3 separate regions of the Homo sapiens genome follow, and regions 1 and 3 are each linked to region 2. The links are chromatin loops, found by intact Hi-C in ENCODE. Cell type or tissue: mammary epithelial cell. All regions are shown on one strand.

The links. Peaks named below come from ENCODE experiments on the same cell type or tissue, not always from the same donor. Only the 100,000 strongest peaks of a DNase experiment are listed, where the experiment ranks them.
Region 1: it touches region 2 in a loop (9-fold over the local background); 8 of 110 quality-filtered maps call a loop at or near these places.
Region 3: it touches region 2 in a loop (17-fold over the local background); 19 of 110 quality-filtered maps call a loop at or near these places.

Annotation. Positions count from the first base shown.
Region 1 is chr13:76,979,311-76,981,810 of GRCh38, reverse strand. It overlaps the pseudogene RPL7P44. Among named protein-coding and RNA genes, the nearest start is that of CLN5, 12 kb to the left of the region's middle. In mammary epithelial cell, a CTCF peak has its summit at 1,512 (motif pointing right); no DNase peak of the experiment used is centred here; H3K4me3 peaks cover 388 bases.
Region 2 is chr13:76,821,642-76,824,141 of GRCh38, reverse strand. No RefSeq gene overlaps it. Among named protein-coding and RNA genes, the nearest start is that of KCTD12, 64 kb to the left of the region's middle. In mammary epithelial cell, a CTCF peak has its summit at 1,265 (motif pointing left); no DNase peak of the experiment used is centred here.
Region 3 is chr13:76,902,646-76,905,145 of GRCh38, reverse strand. No RefSeq gene overlaps it. Among named protein-coding and RNA genes, the nearest start is that of KCTD12, 17 kb to the right of the region's middle. In mammary epithelial cell, a CTCF peak has its summit at 1,392 (motif pointing right); a DNase peak (open chromatin) is centred at 1,385.

The DNA.
Region 1 (2,500 bases), 160 kb before region 2:
AGTTTGCCCAAAAGATGCTTCGAAAGGCAAGGAGGAAGCTTATCTATGAAAAAGCGAAGCACTATCACAAGGAATATAGACAGATATACGGAACTTAAATTTGAATGGCAAGGATGGCAAGCAAAGCCGGCAACTTCTATGTACCTGCAGAACCCAAATTGGCATTTGTCATCAGGATCAGAGGTATCAGTGGTGTGAGCCCAAAGGTCCGAAAGGTGTTGCAGCTTCTTCGCCTTCGTCAAATCTTCAGTGGAAACTTTGTGAAGCTTAACAAGGTTTCAATTAACATGCTGGGGATTGTAGAACCATATATTGCAGGGGGTACCCAAATCTGAAGTCAGTAAATAAACTAATCTACAAGCGGGGTTATGGCAAAATCAATAAGAAGCGAATTGCTTTGACAGATAACGCTTTGATTGCTCGAACGCTTGGTAAATATGGCATCATCTGCACGGAAGATCTGATTCATGAGATCTATACTGTTGGAAAATGCTTCGAAGAAGCAAATAACTTCCTGTGGTCCTTCAAATTATCTTCTCCATGAGGTGGAAAGAAGAAAAAGACCACCCATTTTGTAGAAGGTGGAGATGCTGGCAACAGGGAGGACCAGATCAACAGCTTATTAGAATAATGAACTAAGGTGTCTACCATGATTATTTTTCTAAGCTGGTCAGTTAATAAACAGTACCTGCTCTCAAAAAAACAAAGAATAACTTTTCTTCAAATATCTGGTCAATGAATGATATTGTACAGAAGAAACTCAGGGAGCATCCTACCTGAAATTTTATTAACAAGTAACTTTTATTTAAAAATTATCAAATAAAATGCAAATTATCTGCATTTTTCCTATTTATTTCCTGTGATCATATAAGAAAATTAGGCAACACATATGGCGTTTTGGACTTTCTAAGAACTTGCTAAGTTTGTGAGACAAAATGTCATGAGGAGCAGCGGCATCCTAGCCAAGGCTGCCTGCTTCCACTGCCCTTAGTTACAGCCCACGCTGTATCCGGATCTCAAACTCTCCATGTTAAGTGTCCTAAGAATTTTTTTTTTGTCCTCCAGCTCCGATGAAGATGCAATGGGGTCTCTTCTTCAGTCTTCCCTGTCAAAAACATCACTTCAACTTCCAGCTTTGGAACTGAGCAGTTAAAAAAATTATTGCACACAATTAAATATTTTAAAACAATTAAAAGTATTGCATATCAATATCGACGTTCTCTTTTGAAATAAGTTGAATGGAAGTTACTTTTTAGTAGTGCGGCAAAGGATAGAATCCATTTTTCCCCTTGCTCTTTCGTTTAAAGATAATTTTCAAATAAAGTTATCTATTAATAAAAATCTAGCTTATGTCTCCCTGGCGCCCTCTCTCTTCCCTCCGAACAGAAAGGGCAGAATCTCTGCAGCCTCCGCAGGGGCCGGGATGCGCAGGTTCAGCGGACAGATCTCTCTCCCACCTGGGACCCCATCGCCAACGCGCCAGCGCTCCAGTGGGGCTATGCGCCAGAGCGGAATCCGCCGCAAGGGGGCGCGCGGGTGCAGCCGGAGGTGGGAGCGAGCGGCTCTGCACGCAGCTTCGGAGGTGCTGGGGTATGTGGGGCTGCGGGGCTAGGTCTGGGCTGCACGGCCCTGGGGGCGCCACGGGGGCGCTTTCTCTTCCCTCTGCAGCCTGCGGAGTGGCGGGGGCAACCCCTTCCTAAGCTGTTTTCCCTCTCTCGGGCTTCTAATTTTTATTTTTATTTTATTTTATTTTATTTTGTTACTTTAAGTTCCAAGATACATGTGCAGAACGTGCAGGTTTGTTACATATGTATGCATGTGCCCTGGTGGTTTGCTGCACCTATCAACCCATCATCTAGGTTTTAAGCCCCATATGCATTAGGTATTTGTCCTAATGCTCTCCGTCCCCAGGGGCTTCTAATTTTTTTTTGTTGTTGTTGTTGAGACGGAGTCTCGCTCTTGTCGCCCAGGCTGGAGTGCATTGGCACGATCTGGGCTCACTGCAACCTCCGCCTCCCGGGTTCAAGCGATTCTTCTGTCTCAGCCTCCCGAGTAGCTGGGATTACAGGCTCCTGCCACCACGCCCTGCTAATTTTTTTTTTTTTTTTTTTTTTTAAACAGGAGTTCACCATTTTGGCCAGGCTTGTCTCGAACTCCTGACCTCAAGTGATCCACCTGCCTCGGCCTCCCAAAGGGTTGGGCCGCGACTTACAGTCGTGAGTCACCGCGCCCGGCCTGGGGCTTCTCATTTTTAAAAGGTATCCAACACGCCTCCCTCCGCACACTCCGCTGGATCTCCAGCGACCCAGCCGGGCTTCAGACAAAAAACGGGCAGCAGGGATGTTCGCAGTCACAAGGACCAGACCAGCCTGCCCCTCACCTGCTACCCCTTTGCCAATAGTGTTTTGTTTTTTGGAGGGGAGGGGGAGGGAGTAAAACATATGTAACATGAACTTTACCATTTTAACCATTTTTAAGTAGTGTGTGATCGACTGGCATT
Region 2 (2,500 bases):
GCCCAGGGAGGTAGGCATTGTTAGGAGGTTAAGCAACTGCTCAGGGCACATAATGAGTACACAGCAGATCCTGAGGTTTTAAATCAAAGCCTGAGTTTCCTGAGCTCCTCTCAGCACATTCCCCACACTGCAGCAATCCATGCCCTGGGTGGTGGTAATGGAATTGATGGTTGACCTGGGAAGTTTTCAATGTGGGGCTACCCTGGGAATTTCATCTGAGACCTTATTTCTTAATCATTGCAATGCTCACCAACCTCTTCTGTGTTAATCTCAAATTGTCACCCTCTGCTCTGTGACTCCAGTTTGAAATTTCTGTTGTGTCTCATTCCAGTTTTCCACATCTACCTCCCTCCATCTCTCTGGAGTTAGTATCTCCTGAATCAGTTCCTAGCCTGGCTCAGGCCACATGAATTTCAGGCATTGTTTAGGAAAACAGAATTTGATTTGGGTGTCTCTAATGGCTTTGTCATTCCTTGTACTAATATTTAAACTTCTAAGGGTCTAATTTCAGTTATAGGAAAGTCTAACCTAGGATGGAATGACTTTGGATCATCAGCCTCATTATTGTCATCAGAAAGAATTGGTTTACTGCATTGAGCCTGGTTCTTTTCTGGGAATGGAGTATAGCAAGTTAAATAGGTATGACCCTCATCTGCATACATATTTCCATGACTAGACTTTACATTACACAAATAATTTAAAGTAGACTAAAGAAAGTATACACACAATAAAATAGTGAAACCTAAATTTTGAAAATAATAGAGCCAAGAGGTAAAGCATATTTGAGTAGACGTCCAGGTCGGAAGGAAATAGAAAATGCACATACGCTAAGTGTATCAAAGGGCTGAGATCCAGACCTTGTTGGAGAGGATATAGCTGTGGCTGACTGGATGGCAGACAAGTCCCTGTGATACTGTGCTGACAAAATTATCTAGAAATTAGCCCTCAGGAACTTGATAGTTCCTGTCCAGGGTGTTGGAGACAGCTGTTCACAAGGAGGTATCTCACCAGAGGAACTCTGCTACAAATCTGCCCAAGGGGGTTGTTGGGGGTACTGCTGGCTGCTGGGTGATGTTGGCCACTGTACCTTGTGGGAGCTGAGCCCTGGAGAAGCTGCTCCACTGCAGGTGCTGGGCTCTGGGAAGCCACATGTGTTGTGCTGTGTTGTAGGAGGAGCCTGGAGAAGCTATGAAGTCTAAAGGAGCCTGGAGGCCATGCAGCAGAACCAGGAAACTAAATACTTTCCTTCTGTGATGCTTCTCCAGAGCCCTCTACTGACAGAGTTTAACATCGTACCAGATGACAAAGGAAAAACACTTAAAGGGCCCTAGCTTCATCCATGTCCCTGCAAAGGACATGATCTTGTTCCTTTTTATGGCTGCGTAGTATTCCATGGTGTATATGTACCATATTTTCTTTATCCAGTCTATCATTGATGGGCATTTGGGTTGATTCCATCAGACAGAAGTATTAATAAGCTTTCTTCCATTGAACCATTCTCCGTATTAAAATAAAATGTTTTGTGAAAATTTGCTTTAAGAATTTTAGAATATACCCTTTCTGTAGATCATGATTAAGTTTGCATTATAAAATGGACATGTCTCAGTAACTAGCTAGTGGTTAAGAGCACTGTCTCTGAAGCTAGTCTGCCTGGGTTCAAATCCTGGGTCTGTCCCTTATTCTGTGTGCCCTCAGTTGAGTTACACAGGCTTCCTATCTGCAAAATGAGAATAATGACATTCACTTGATGGAGTAGTCATAAGGATTTATAGGTCTCAGAAGGTACCCAACACATCATCAACACTATTCAGATAAAAACCAGTGCTTCCAGATTAGTGAGAGAAGCTGAAGGGTCATATCTGTTTCTGCCAGCGTGTTTGCTTGAAGAATTAACTGCTGACTTGTTTTTCCCTGGCTCCCCTAGTAAACTACCTTGAACACAGTATGTGGAGCCTGAAATTTAAACTCAGGGTTCCTGGTGATTTGGAATCTCTAGCATAATAAAGGAAATGAAGCGAGTGGACAGATAGGCAGAAAGGAAGATGGAAATGCAGAGAGCAATAGGGTATCCTCTGTGGTTTAGTGCCTGAAGCAGAGTGGAAAGCGAGAAAGGTCCCGTGATCAAGGATGGGAAGCAAGAGCAGGAGCAGAGAGGGAAGTGGGAATCACAGACAGGTAAGGCTTGACGCCTGCCCACTCCTCCTCTGTCCTTTTTGTGGATAACACACATTGCTTACCCTAGCTGGGTGCCAGCTGATATGGTTTGGAATTGTGTCCCCACCCAAATCTCATCTTGGAGCTCCCATAATTCCCACATGTTGTGGGAGGGGCCTGGTGGGAGATAATTGAATTATGGGGGCTGGTCTTTCTTATGCTGTTATTGTGATACAAATAAGTCTCATGAGATCTGATGGTATTATAAAGGGGAGTTACCCTGCACAAGCTCTCTTTGCCTGCCACCATCCACTTAAGACGTGACTTGCTCCACCTTGCCTTCTGC
Region 3 (2,500 bases), 81 kb before region 2:
GCAGAAAATAATTTTTATAGGGCAGAATGAATAAGGGAAAGTACTGGGTGTTTTGAAGAAATAAAGAATAATTCAGTTTCACTAGGTTGAGTGAAATTAGGCTGGAAAAGGAGTTTAGAGCCAAACAACACATCCAAAAAGAGTTTGGGGATTATTTTTTAAGCAATGGAGAGCAATGAGGATTTTCTGACCAGGGTGATATTATAGCATGATCAGAACTATGCCTTATTTTAAAAATGCAACATGAGTCAGTCCTCTTTAGGCTGCAAAAACATATCTCAAAGTAGATTTTATCTTAAGGAGGCTTATGGGGAGAACACTGGGGAAGAGCAACAGGAACCAGAAGGTTAGGGACCTTGTTATTACACACTTATTGCTGCAGAGAATGAGCATCACCCCTAACCGCCGCCCACCAAAGGGGAAAGAAGGGACTTCCCTGCCAGTTCTGGTAAAGATAGCATTGCTGGAAGCTGCACTTTGGTTGAGCAACCTTGGAATAATCCCAAGAGCCAAGGGGTGGGATACAGTGATTGGCCTGGGCCTGGCCTAGGTGTGTGTGCATGTGGGATGTCTGCTAATAGATAAAGGAGCATGGGAAATAAAAACAAAATGATTATTGGTGCAATTTGAATTTCACAACTCTGTCTTTTTACATCAAAGTCTCAAGGACAGACGATACACTCATTTACACCCCCACTAAGAGAGTAACATTTTAGTTGAATTGACATTTAATTTAGGAGTTGAAATATACACTAAAGGTTATTCATAGTTTTTAAAAAATTTGTTCCTTCTTACCACTATCAACATCAACTAAACTATTAGCTATATAATTGAAACTAGTTTCCACTATAAAAGTTTTTAGTGCTTATTTATTTACTGCAGGTCCAAGTTTATAAAACACTGTGTTATACTTACGGCATCTCTCACTTGAAGAAAAGGGAATTTCAGAGTAGCTATTTACAGGTACTTACAAGTTTCTGAAATAATCTAAGTGAAATACTGACTTCTTATTTATGAACCCAACACTCTTTTGCTCAAATGTATTAGTAGACTTAGATACATAATTGTTAAATAAAATCTCAGGCTATCTGAGAAACATACTGCTTTAACCGGTACATTTTACCAAGCATACTTCAAGTACTACCTGTGACATGTTTGAAAAGTTTAGGATCTTTTCACAAATTCCTGGATATATTGATCATGTATACATTTTTCTTTGGAAATATTCAAGCACATAAAGCTGACTCCAAATCTTTAATAGACACACTAAAACACCTATCTCAGGAATCAAAGATGCAGCATTTAAAATGCCACAAATGACGTTTCAACAAATGAGGATGAAGTACTTGGAAGACTTCCAGTCAGCTCCCTGGTGGGTGTAGCTGCTGCGTTTCACCACTAGGTGCTACTCTTCCTCCATCACATGTTGAATCTGTAGTCTCAAATGCAAAGTGGATGCAAAGTCAACCTAGTTCCTTATCTCCTGGCTCCCATTTAAACATAAAATATGATTTTATTTCCTGTATTTACTCATTATTATAATAGAGTATTTTTAGAGTGGTTGGCTAAGCACTTAACACTTAGGAAGTGAAATTTATGTCTGCTTTCTATAGTATTACCCCGTGCCGCATGTCAGAAAACTAAAGATTATCAATACCCCAGTTGCTATTATTAATAGAGATTATCAATACCCCATTTGCTATTAACCCAGTTTCTATTACCTAAGGAAGGGTCATAATCTCATTAAAAAATTATTGATATGCCCATGATTTTCCCTGAAAAGGTAGCATATTGTACATGTAAATTACATGCATCTCACATGTAATTTTACATGTGAGATAACAAATCTAAAATTCTAAATTATTAGTTATTGTTACTAATCACCCAATGGTATTATTGATACAGTGTACATCTATGAAAGAGGCAAGGTATGGGATCTTTTTATAGTCCCATGCTAAATGTTTAAGATAGATGGTAGGCAGCTGAGCGATAAAGATCCCTGTTTGTTTAACTTGCCTGGAAGCATTTCTCTATCCTCTGCTTGTGAACACATAGTAAAAAATTTTTGAAGATAAAGAGACAAACTACTTTCATATGTACATCCACTGGGCCCTTTGGAGAGGAGATTTATACATTTTCCTAAGGCATCTGACTTTCACGCACCAATTCTAAATCATTGAGACTTTTAACTAACTTTTATTTTCCCAATGGATAAAACATATGAGACAAGAAACAACTAAAAGTTAAATAAACTGATTTAAAAATCAAAAGCAGCCAGCAGACCAAATTGATGCTTAGAACACATTATTCATTCCTTTCTTCCCTTCAATTCAGCCATCCAGTTTGATTATTCAGTCACTGATATTCATCCATTTATTCATTGATCAAACTTTTCTTGAGTAAGCTCATGTATTTCAGATGCAGAAAGGAAATGAAATGGTATCTATTTTGTGGAAGCTTGAAGTTTAGAGTAAAGGGGGAGCTGGTGAGGAAGAGAGCT